2 separate regions of the Homo sapiens genome follow, and region 2 is linked to region 1. Evidence: chromatin contacts called from ENCODE Hi-C data. All regions are on one chromosome and are shown on one strand. Each heading gives the region's core, a stretch centred on a gene start or an enhancer-like site at or near the end of the contact. The rest is flanking DNA. Distances are from core to core; before and after follow the strand shown. Region 1 holds the start of DUSP5 (dual specificity phosphatase 5). Region 2 holds the start of DCLRE1A (DNA cross-link repair 1A).

What was found. A loop is a pair of places that touch in the nucleus more often than their neighbours do. Pooled maps may share reads with other maps.
Region 2: a loop to region 1 is called in a pooled map, with 10 times the contacts of the local background. The contact joins the promoter of DCLRE1A here to the promoter of DUSP5 in region 1. A Hi-C loop is called at or near these places in 2 of 37 single-sample maps with no recorded cell type and 9 of 50 pooled maps.

Annotation. Positions count from the first base shown.
Region 1 is chr10:110,495,899-110,501,195 of GRCh38, forward strand. DUSP5 (dual specificity phosphatase 5) reads left to right here and starts at 2,009. Exons shown (of 4, transcript NM_004419.4): 1 at 2,009-2,602. The coding sequence starts at 2,224. It overlaps DUSP5-DT (DUSP5 divergent transcript), which reads right to left and starts at 584. Exons shown (of 2, transcript NR_187547.1): 1 at 490-584. RefSeq lists an enhancer at 531-1,054 and silencers at 1,536-2,065, 2,076-2,215, 2,286-2,345, 2,466-2,735.
Region 2 is chr10:113,852,016-113,857,312 of GRCh38, forward strand. It overlaps DCLRE1A (DNA cross-link repair 1A), which reads right to left and starts at 2,067. Exons shown (of 9, transcript NM_014881.5): 1 at 708-2,067. The coding sequence starts at 1,167. It overlaps NHLRC2 (NHL repeat containing 2), which reads left to right and starts at 2,646. Exons shown (of 11, transcript NM_198514.4): 1 at 2,646-3,035. The coding sequence starts at 2,858. RefSeq lists a silencer at 2,756-3,115 and an enhancer at 3,126-3,830.

The DNA.
Region 1 (5,297 bases), core at 759-3,258:
CCCCACCACCACTCTCAAATAAAGCACCGATCCCGCACAGAGCCGCCTCAGCGATGTTCCCAAATGCTATCCGGATCTTGTCACTGAGTAAGATCCCTCGTTGGGGACTGCCCGGCCAAAGACTAAGACCCAAATGACTCAAAACAGCACAAGGCCCTCTGTTGCCTGACCCTGCTTAATCTGCTAATAAATACCAGAAGGGCCTTAGTCTCCCACATACCTCCAGTACGCACCATGCTGGGGGGGTTGCGTTTTTTGTTTTCTTTACCCCAAGCAGTTTCCTCTGCCTGGAATCTCCCCTCCTGCTTCGCAGCCTGGCTTACAATTCATTCCTCGGAGTTGGCCTCAGCTCTCCTCTCCTCGGGAGGCCTTCTCCAGCCCACGCCCCACCCTGCCACACCCCTACTGGGCGCTCTTCCCCACGGACTACAGGCCTTCCCCTTCCCTCTGGGCTGGGGGCAGCTGGGGCTGAGTATAAGTCTTACTCACGTTGGTGCCGCCAGCCCCAAAACAAAGCCTGGCCCACGTGGGTGCTCCGCGTATGTGTGTGGCTCTAGGCGGAGATGCCGGGGGTGGAAAGAGCCGGTAACAGAAACAGAACGTGCTAGAGGAAGAGCAGCCTGCAGGGAAGGCTGGCACAGATAACCACAAAAAGAAAGAAGGCCCCCGCATCACGTCTTCACCAAGACCCCACTGGCAAGGCGAGGACAGCGCCTTTGGGTGGATGCATCTGTGACCCAGAGGCAATGCTGGCTGTCCTGGTGTCTGATTTGATTGCATCTGATTTCAAAATTTGATCTCTGCTTCCTTCTGAAAACCTCATTCCCTTATGTCAGTTGTCAACAAGCCCTTGTCTAGTGCGGGCAGACTGTTTTCCATCAAGCAGTCCCAGCCAGGCTAACAATAAAATGGTTGGCAGTGAGCTTGGGGGCAGAAACCTGTTTCCATCCATGTGTCCCCGCAGCTAGCAAAGCCCTGGCACACGGCTGACCCTCAATAAATGCTTGCTGAATGGGTGAATTGTGTCTGCTTCCCCAGGAATAGGGGTGGGAGGCCTGAAGCCCCTGGGGACCGGTGGGGGCAGACAGCCTGAGATTAAACTTGATCCATAGATAATCCCCCAAATCCAGAAGCCACCTGGACAACAGTTGGCTGAACTGAGCTCCATCGTGGGATACATGCTGATGGTACTGCTGAGTTCACCAAGGGTCTCCCCGGGACCAGAAAACAGCTCCTCAAAATACAACTTATTATTCTAATCATTATTGGAGAGTGACAGAGAAAAGAGCGTCAATCCTTTGAGGGCAGAATCCATTTAGGAAGATTAAATGGCTATTCTCACCGCCGACCCCCAACCCCCGTTTTTACTTTTACAAACTTTATTATGAAAAATATCAAACATACAGAAAAGTGGAGAAAACAGTATAACGAATCCGGCCACCCATCACCCAGCCTCAGCGATGACCAACCCGCGCCTGACCTCTCCAGTCATCTATACCCCACCCCTCGAGGCAAATCTCCGACGTCCTCTCCTTACACGCGCAGACCTCGGTAGCGACGGGAATCCGTTCCGGACTCCTCTGGGGCCCTGGCCGGCTCCCTCGGCCCTGCTCAGCGCGGCGCGGGCGGGTTCTCAGCCCACGTCCGTGAAGCTGAAGGCCGGATCGTGCGGCGCCGCCCCGCCCCCCACGGCGCTTCCTCCTCGGTCCGCACCGCGAGGGTCACCGCGGCCCCGGAGCGCCTGGGACACTCGACCGGCAGCCGCGGGTGATGCGCGAGTGAGTCCCTCAGCGAAGCGCGGAAGAGAGAACGAAGAGGCGCCTTCCACTTCCTCTCGCTCTAACGCCGGCACCCGCCCCGCGCGTCCCTCGCCCCCGCTGCCCCGCCCCCTGCAGGGCGTGGCCACGGCCCGAGGGGCGGGGAAACACCCATATTTGGCCTTATATGGGCAGCCGCGTCACGGACGGCACTCATTCACATAAAACGCTGCGCGGCCGGCGGAATCCCCGGCTTCTAGGGCGGCGAGCGGCCGGGCTGGCTATCGAGCGAGCGGGGCGGGAACGCGGAGTTGCGCCGCCGCTCGGGCGCCGGGCTCCGTCGCGGCCGCAGCCCCGCGGGTCGCCCTCCCGTGCCTCGCCCGCGGACACCCTGGCCGTGGACACCCTGGCCGTGGGCACCCGCGGGGCGCGCGGCGCGGGGCCGCTGGCCGGCGGCGGCGGCGGCATGAAGGTCACGTCGCTCGACGGGCGCCAGCTGCGCAAGATGCTCCGCAAGGAGGCGGCGGCGCGCTGCGTGGTGCTCGACTGCCGGCCCTATCTGGCCTTCGCTGCCTCGAACGTGCGCGGCTCGCTCAACGTCAACCTCAACTCGGTGGTGCTGCGGCGGGCCCGGGGCGGCGCGGTGTCGGCGCGCTACGTGCTGCCCGACGAGGCGGCGCGCGCGCGGCTCCTGCAGGAGGGCGGCGGCGGCGTCGCGGCCGTGGTGGTGCTGGACCAGGGCAGCCGCCACTGGCAGAAGCTGCGAGAGGAGAGCGCCGCGCGTGTCGTCCTCACCTCGCTACTCGCTTGCCTACCCGCCGGCCCGCGGGTCTACTTCCTCAAAGGTGAGCGCTCGGGGTCCCTGCCACGCTCGCCCCTCCGGCGCCCCCGGGTCCCCTCCCTGCGCCGGGGCGCCCTCCTACACCCTGGGACCGGGAGAGTCACCACCTGCAGGAGTCTGCACCCTGTGGCTTGTTGTGCGCTTGGGAGGGCACTGCAAATGTCAGCACTCAGAGCTCCCCCTCTTCCCCACCCGCGTTCCTCGAAAGCGCCCGGCAGCGGGTCTGCCCGGTGGTCTGGGTGGAGTTGGTTATGCTGCGGGGGCTGCTGCTGTTTAGCAGTTTGGGGGCCGTCGGCTCGTGCCGGGCACGAGCCCCCTTTCCAGACGCGAGCTTCGCCGCTGTCGCTGGGGTCAGGGCTCGGGGCCTTCCTGATAGACTGATCTGGCGGGATCAGCAGGTCGCGATCCACTCTCCCTTGGTGTGGCGCCGTGGTGCCCCCCTTCCTCCCGCCTAGCCAGCTGTGGTCTTCACCGACCCCCTTGCCTTTTTGACCTGGCGAGTCCCTTCCCTTTCCATTTCATTTTATTGCTTTTTATTGTTTCCCTCCGGCCTCTTCTCCCCTCCTAGGTCTTTTCTCTAGCTCAGTTTGGAGCTCACATCCTTTCCACCCTTTTCACCTCCTCCTTCCTCCGCCCCAGGATTATCCCTGGGACCCATCCTGAGCTGAGCCTACAGCCAGCCAGCCACGAAATAGAGGTGCGCGGGGGCAGGGTGGTATGGAGATTCTGCGGCCTTTGATTTGACACCTCCCGGAGCTACCGCCACAGGCCTGCCCATTTCACCTGCCGGGAAGATAACTTTGGCTTCTGGTGGTGGGTGGGTGATTGACTCTCAAAATCCAAAGCATTGGTTTTTTCTGGGTTACTTCCTATGACTGCTCCTGCTTTGTGTTTGAGTCCTTTGTAACCTCAAATGACACCCGGGGAGACCTGACCCACATGTAGAGATGAGGGTTTAGCCCCAGCAGGGCCCCAAGGCCGTGCCAGCCCTGGCGCGGACACCTTGGGATGTAACAGTGTTGGGGATCAGAGCTCGGTGCAGAGAGCCGGCGCCGAGTTAGGAGCCTGTTTTAAAGCCATGCAACTTGAGTTTCACACAGTCCGGGCCAGGAAGATTCTGGAGACAGTTCCCCTCTCTGCTAGCACCTCCTGCTGACTGGTCCCCTGTTGATTTCCTGTTGGAGAGTTAACAGAGGTAGATGGTAATCGTCCTTCTTCTAACAGCCTATCCCCCAGGGGATAGAGGGTTGGCCCTCTGGCTCTGCAGAGGTTTCAGCGTGCCTCCTGATTTCTTTCTCTTCCTAATATGGTTTTTATCTCCTGTGGTTTGGAGAAGTTTCTGCCTCAGTAGTATGAAAGAGGTTCCAGGAGACCCTCCCTGGTCCCACCTCTCCTCCCCATGCTTCTCTAAGCTGGCCCTGCTGACAGTTTAGAAGTTGTCGCCACAAAGTAGGCAGCTCTATAGACTCACATCTCAGGAAAACTGGGTTAAAATGTTTTTTAAAAGAAGGTAACATATACACAGGTAAAAATTTGAACAGCATGAAGGCCCTGTGATGAGAAGCGGGTCTTCTGCATATCTTAGAACCCAGTTCCACTCCCCAGAGACAGTCGTCAACTATTTTTTGTTTACCTTTAGATAGTTTTTCATAAGTATCTTAGAAATAGATTGATTTTGTATAGTCCCTGTCCTGCCTCTTGTATCTATCTAGATCTTGGAGACTTGTCCATATCTGATCATACATGTCTGTTTCACATTGAACCGGTCTCCTGTAATGACCATTAGGTTGCGTCCCGCCTCACTGCTCCAAGCAATGCGGTAGATGTCCTTCTCCATGTGCTCTTGCGTGTGCAGTGCCTTTCAGTAAATCATGAGAATTGCCAGGTCAAGAATTACATGCATTTTAAGTTTCAGTAGAAATTGCTTCATGCCTACCCTTATAACACTACTAAACTTTAAATTGTTGCCAGAGAAAATTTTTATTTCTTTACGTAATTCATGTGCAGATAGGAGTTCAGGTTTTAATCTGGTGGCATCTCAGATCTTGGTGGGGGCAATGCCTTTTGACACTTTCCATAATCCCCTGTCTCCCAAACAACCACTAAAATGAAATGGTGATGACTGAATTGCGTGGTCAGTGCTTATTTATATATAGTATCTGTGCTCTCTCTGTTCCCTGGTGATGTGGTGGTGATTGAAAGCAGACTCACTCCAAAAGAAGTAGCTCTAAGAATTGCCATGGCTTTTGCCACTCGAGTGAGGCACCAGCGAGGAATGTTCTGTCTCTCCACACCTCTGATGGGAGTGGGTGAAAGACTGAGACCATTTAATCTGGAGGATTCCTCTGAATCCCAGCTTGAAGAGGCAGGACCCTGTTTATCTGTCCCTCAACTAAATTTTGTCAACAGCATGCAGGATCCAGCCCACACCCGAACCTCTTATCTGTCCTCCTGATAGCCAACTCTGAAGTAATATATTTAAAGCCAAAAGATGGGGTAGCCTGAAGATTCCTATTTCCCCAACCTTCGTCCTGAAGTTTGGGAGGGCCCAGGTCATTCTGAACTCCAAATTCCCATCCAAATCCTTGTTTGTCTCCTGGAACCCATAATGTCGAGGTCCAGGCACGGGAAGTGATCAGGTGGTTTACTGACTAGGGATGCCTCTTCCAAGGAAGCTGTGGGTCATTGTGAGCCTGCCT
Region 2 (5,297 bases), core at 817-3,316, 3.4 Mb after region 1:
TATAATTTTCTATGGAGTTCCATAATAACCACCAACTGGGGCCGGGCGCGGTGGTTCATGCCTGTAATACCAGCACTTTGGGAGGCCGAGGCGGGCAGATCACGAGGTCAGGAGATCGAGACCATCCTGGCTAACACGGCGAAACCCCGTCTCTACTAAAAATACAAAAAATTAGCCGGGTGCGGTGGCGGGCGCCTGTAGTCCCGGCTACTCGGGAAGCTGAGGCAGGAGAATGGCATGAACCTAGGAAGCGGAGCTTGCAGTGAGCCAAGATAGCGCCACTGCACTCCAATCTGGGCAACAGAGAGAGACTCCGTCTCAAAAAAATAAATAACCAATTGGACAAGTTATCTGACTTTTAAGAACTTTCATCTATAAAATGTCAATACTAGCTACCTTATATGGTGATTGTGAAAGTTGGGTAAGTAGACAGTGTGAAAGTACCCAGCATAGTAAGGATTCAGTTAACATTTATGGAAAATAATCCAGATACTTAGGAACTTTTATGAAATAACACAATGTATTTAAACTGTTTTCTAGTCTGCCATTTGCTTTACAATTATACCGTTGACTGGTATGGTGTTTCCCAGTGTCTCATCTCTCTTTTAGGTTACTGCTTGCCTTCCTTGTTTCACTGAATTGGTATGTCTGACCTAATGAAGACTTTTTAGATTATTTAGAAACTACTACGTTTTCTGCAGTCTTACCTGTTTCAGAGCGTGGTGGAGAATCCAAACATTCAAAAACATGCCATCGAGGTGTCTGCCCTATCAATGAGGAAAAAGGCATCTGGCAATTTGGACAGTATCCATCATAAACTGGACGTATCTTTGGGGACACGTGTTGGCTTTTTTGAGTTCTACAGAGTTTTCCTGGAGTAGTTTCCTTGTCTTGGGTCTGCTGAATACCATCTCCACAACTTGAATTCTGACTAGAAGCAACAGAAGTCTGACAACCTGCATTTCCAAGGGGCACTTCATGGTCCTTCACCTCTTTAGCTTCTGCGGCTCTTTTTCTGTTTCTACTCCGTTTTGACTGGTATTTTCCATCTGTTGCTTTTTCAACAGATTTTAGAATATTTTTAGAGCCATTATTTGGATCAACTCGTTTTGGTTTTCTTTTAGATTTGTATTCCCAAATGTCTTCTTCGGAAATGTCTTCTAACATGGCAAAATGATTTTATCATTCAAGAAGTATTAATCTTAAGTAAACTGAAAGTCCATTTCTTGTCACAAACAAAAAGTTATAGAATTATTTTGCTGAGAAAAAAAACAAAGGTAACAAAACCCCCACCAACTCAATGGGAATCTGCAGTGTTGGTAATGAACATATTGGCAAGCTACAAACCTTGTACCTGACAACACCTGCTATTCCATTTATACCACAATGAAACTAAGATAAACCTATCACAGGAGTAGCAACTGTGAAGTTCTCCATTATGGGTGCTATTTCATTCAAATATCTTGTCCTTTTCCAGGGCTTGATTCATAAAAATAATACTTCAAAAATTAAGCGCTAATGGCAAATATAGGTTCAACAGCTTAATCTTAGAACGAGATTTGTAACATTGTTATGAAGCTACTGTCAGTTCTTTCAAGTGGACAACCGTCCAAATAATTCATAAATCCAACCACAGTCCCTGGACAAAGGGCTTAACAGGTATCCCAAACACTAAATGACTATCTAACAAAACTAGTCACAACATAATCAAAGAGATGTGTAATTCGCAAAAAACTGCGAAGTCACTGCCCTCATCCACGACTAGTGGATACTCAACCACTTCAGTTTCCCGCGACAGTCCATGATCTTCCTCCAGCAGCAATGAACAATCCCTGCACAGTGAACAAAAAAAGTTGATATGTGAAAAAAGTTCAAATATGTGAAAGAGTGGGCTTGTATTGAGGTCTGACTCCGTATTGCACCCATGGTTCCGAAGGTGGCCAGCCCTCTGTCCACCTGACTCAAAACGGGGTCACACGCCAGCCTCTCCCTTATCTTTTGGCATTAGAGGCTGGGAGGCCAGGAAGCGGGGCCTTAATCATCTCCAGGTTAAGCATAGCGAGCTCCAAAAAGCCCTCAGAGTCCTGCCCTTCTGAAGACTCTAAGGCCCGCCCTCAAGGACCCTCACCGCCCCCCACCTGCCACTCGGCACCCCAAGGGAGCCGCTCCAGCTGCATCCGCTCCTCCCGGCACCCCCATCTAAAAATGTGTTCGCGCCCGCACTTTCAGCACTCCCAGATGACAAAACGCTGTGTTTGTGTATAAGTGAAAGCCACTCGCGCCAGTCACTTCCAGTTTACAAAGCCTTCTCTCTGGAGGTTATCCCTACCCGCTTTACCTTTAGGGTCTTGGCGGGAACAAGTTCCCGCTGCCAGTGCCGTGTCGAATCGGCGGATGCTGTTCAAAGAGAGAGACTTTAAAAATAATTTTTAAAAATACATTGCCCTTTTAAGTCCTACGGATTTATTGTATTTTATTTGTGTTCGAAAGTCCGCTAATTCCCAATGTGGAGGGTTGGGGATGTTTCCCTTAGCGCCTCTGGGACGCTGTCCCTAAGGCCTTATTCCATGTTGAATCTGACGCTCTCAATGTCCAGGCTCGGCTGCGGCGTGGGGACCGAAAAGGGGCGGGGTGGGTCGGACGGCAGTTTAATTACGTCCCCGGGAACTGCGCCGATTTGGACTTTTGGCACTTGGACCTATGCTTTAAAAAGAAAAAAGTGTCATTGGCGTGGAGTGGGGCTAGTGGAGGGTGAGGTGAATGCGCCGTTTGGAAACCACAGGACAGTGAACGTTTCGTCTCTCCCAGCGAGACTCTCCCGCGGGCCCGGCGGCCGCATCGGGAGCCCGGCGGAAACATGGCGGCGCCCGGAGGCCGGGGCCGCAGCCTCTCCGGCCTGCTCCCCGCGCAGACCTCGCTAGAGTACGCCCTGCTCGACGCCGTTACCCAGCAGGAGAAGGACAGCCTGGTCTACCAGTATCTGCAGAAGGTGGACGGCTGGGAGCAGGACTTGTCAGTACCCGAGTTTCCGGAAGGTGAGGGGCTGGCGTCGGGGTGGGGGCCCCTCCCGGCACCTCCCCTTCCTCGGGGACGGCGCCCTCCCGCGAAGCGGTGGGCTAGGCGGGTTTGTGCCGCTGGCGCCCCGGGGAGTGGCCCTTCGCCTAACTTGGGCCGCTGTTCGCGTGTTCTGCAATTCCCAGGGGTCCCCAAGCGGCCACCGACGGGGGTTTCCCTGGCACGGGGATCCACATACTCGTCTGTGTATCCTGAGTTCCGCCCGCGCCTGATATTAGCCAAGTGGACACTCCGTGAATATTTAGTGTCCCCGGTGGCAATGATTGCAACGTCCACACCATTCTGTCCATTCAATCTGGTTCCCCAGTGTCTTCTGGTCATCTTTCTGCATCATCTTGACATTTATTGATCACTTTTTCATGTATCACACACAGGGTTTTTTTTTGTTTTTTTTTGATACGGAGTCTCGCTCTGTCTCCCAGGCTGGAGTACAGTGGCGTGATCTTGGCTCACTGCAACCTCCGCCTCCCAGGTTCAGGCGATTCACCTGCCTCAGCCTCCGGAGTAGCTGGGACTACAGGCCCGCGCCACCACGCCTGGCTAGTTGTTTTGTTTTGTTTTGTTTTGTTTTGTTTTGTTTGTATTTTTAGTAGAGACGGCGTTTCACTATGTTGGCCAGGCTGGTCTCGACCTCCTGATTTCAAGTGATCCTCCCGCCTCCGTTTCCCAAAGTGCTGGGATTACAGGCGTGAGCCACCGCGCCCGGCCTGCCACACACAGTCCTAAACACTTGAGGGGATACCTAAACACTTGAGGAGATATTACCTTATTCAATTACCTCTATATCCCAGTGAGGTGCTCCTATCATTCCCCTTTCACAGTTGAGGAAATGGAAGCACAGAGAGGTTAAGTCACATGCCCAGGGCCTCACAGCTGATAACTGCCCCAGTTGGATTATACAGGCCCTGGATTTGCTGGTTTCTTAGCTGTACTGTGCTTCTCCGTTCAAAGTCGTGAAACTAATACTTTTAAAAATCGGAATCAATTATAGCCTATTTCCAGGGTTTAAATCCTGGCCATGTGAGCTTTTGGAGCATGAAGGAACAGATATTCCCGGCAGGGATGTTTGTGAAGCATATCTTGCCATGATAAATGAAAACGTATTTTACCTTCTTTGGATGGGAGTAGCATTGCTTTGCCTGATGGTGCTGGCATGTGTCCTGGCGTGACACTGAAACCACATGTATAGTTAATTGGTTGGATGTGGCAGAATTCAGTTATCTCATGGGAGGTATATCGGAACCTGCCTCCGACAACAGAGTATTGGTGTCTTTCCAAGTCTTTTGCACTACTCACCTTGAGAAGTGCTTATTTTTCCTGCTATTAATCTTATACTGGATTTGAAATATTGTGGAATTCTTACAAAAGAATTGGGTACATGAATGCTTATCCCATCAAACTTTAAAAGATTGTTTACATCTATACAAATATATGATTTTAAAAAGTTTTGGTGCAGAAGGTAGTTATATAGTAAGTACACTGTTATAAACAAGCAGGCCATCAACTGGGATTTGGGGAATGTTTTTTATTTTCTAGTCTTGTTTGTATTTACAGGGAGTGTATTTTATTCCCATGAGATTTGACCTCTGTGACTCATAACTAAAAAAACATATAATAAAATATTCAGGCTTTGTGTTTAACACAGTATGATTTTCTCCTGGACCCGATTATTGAGGACAGAATGCTAGAAATGACTGTTTTCTTGGTTTCTTTAGCAGTAAACTATAATCAGGAAGTCATAAACATAACTTTATTTGAAAAACTGTATGCTTTGTTCATTTCTTAGAAGACTTACATGTTTATAGGAGACAGTGCAGTGTAATGGATAGATTCACAGAGACCTGGAATTAGATCCTTGTTATTTCCATTTTGTTGGTTGTGTGATTTTGAGCAAGTTACTTGACCTCAAAGCCTTATATTTCTCACTTGCAAAACTGAACTATTATTTACCTTTCAGGATTATTATTTGTATTGAAAGTAATATATGTAAAATTCTTAATTCACAGAAAAGCTTACTAAATGTTAGCAGCTTTTTATTGTATTCATTGTAATTATTGTTATTGTAAAATAAATTTTATTAAGCCTGGTAAGTATCTAGCACGGTGACTAAGATGTAGTCATTCTTTCTATACCCCCTGATCTAAGCCACTCTTGACTATTTACAGAAAAGTCACAGAAGACAGATTAATAAATATTTTGCAAGTAGGATATGAAATATACAT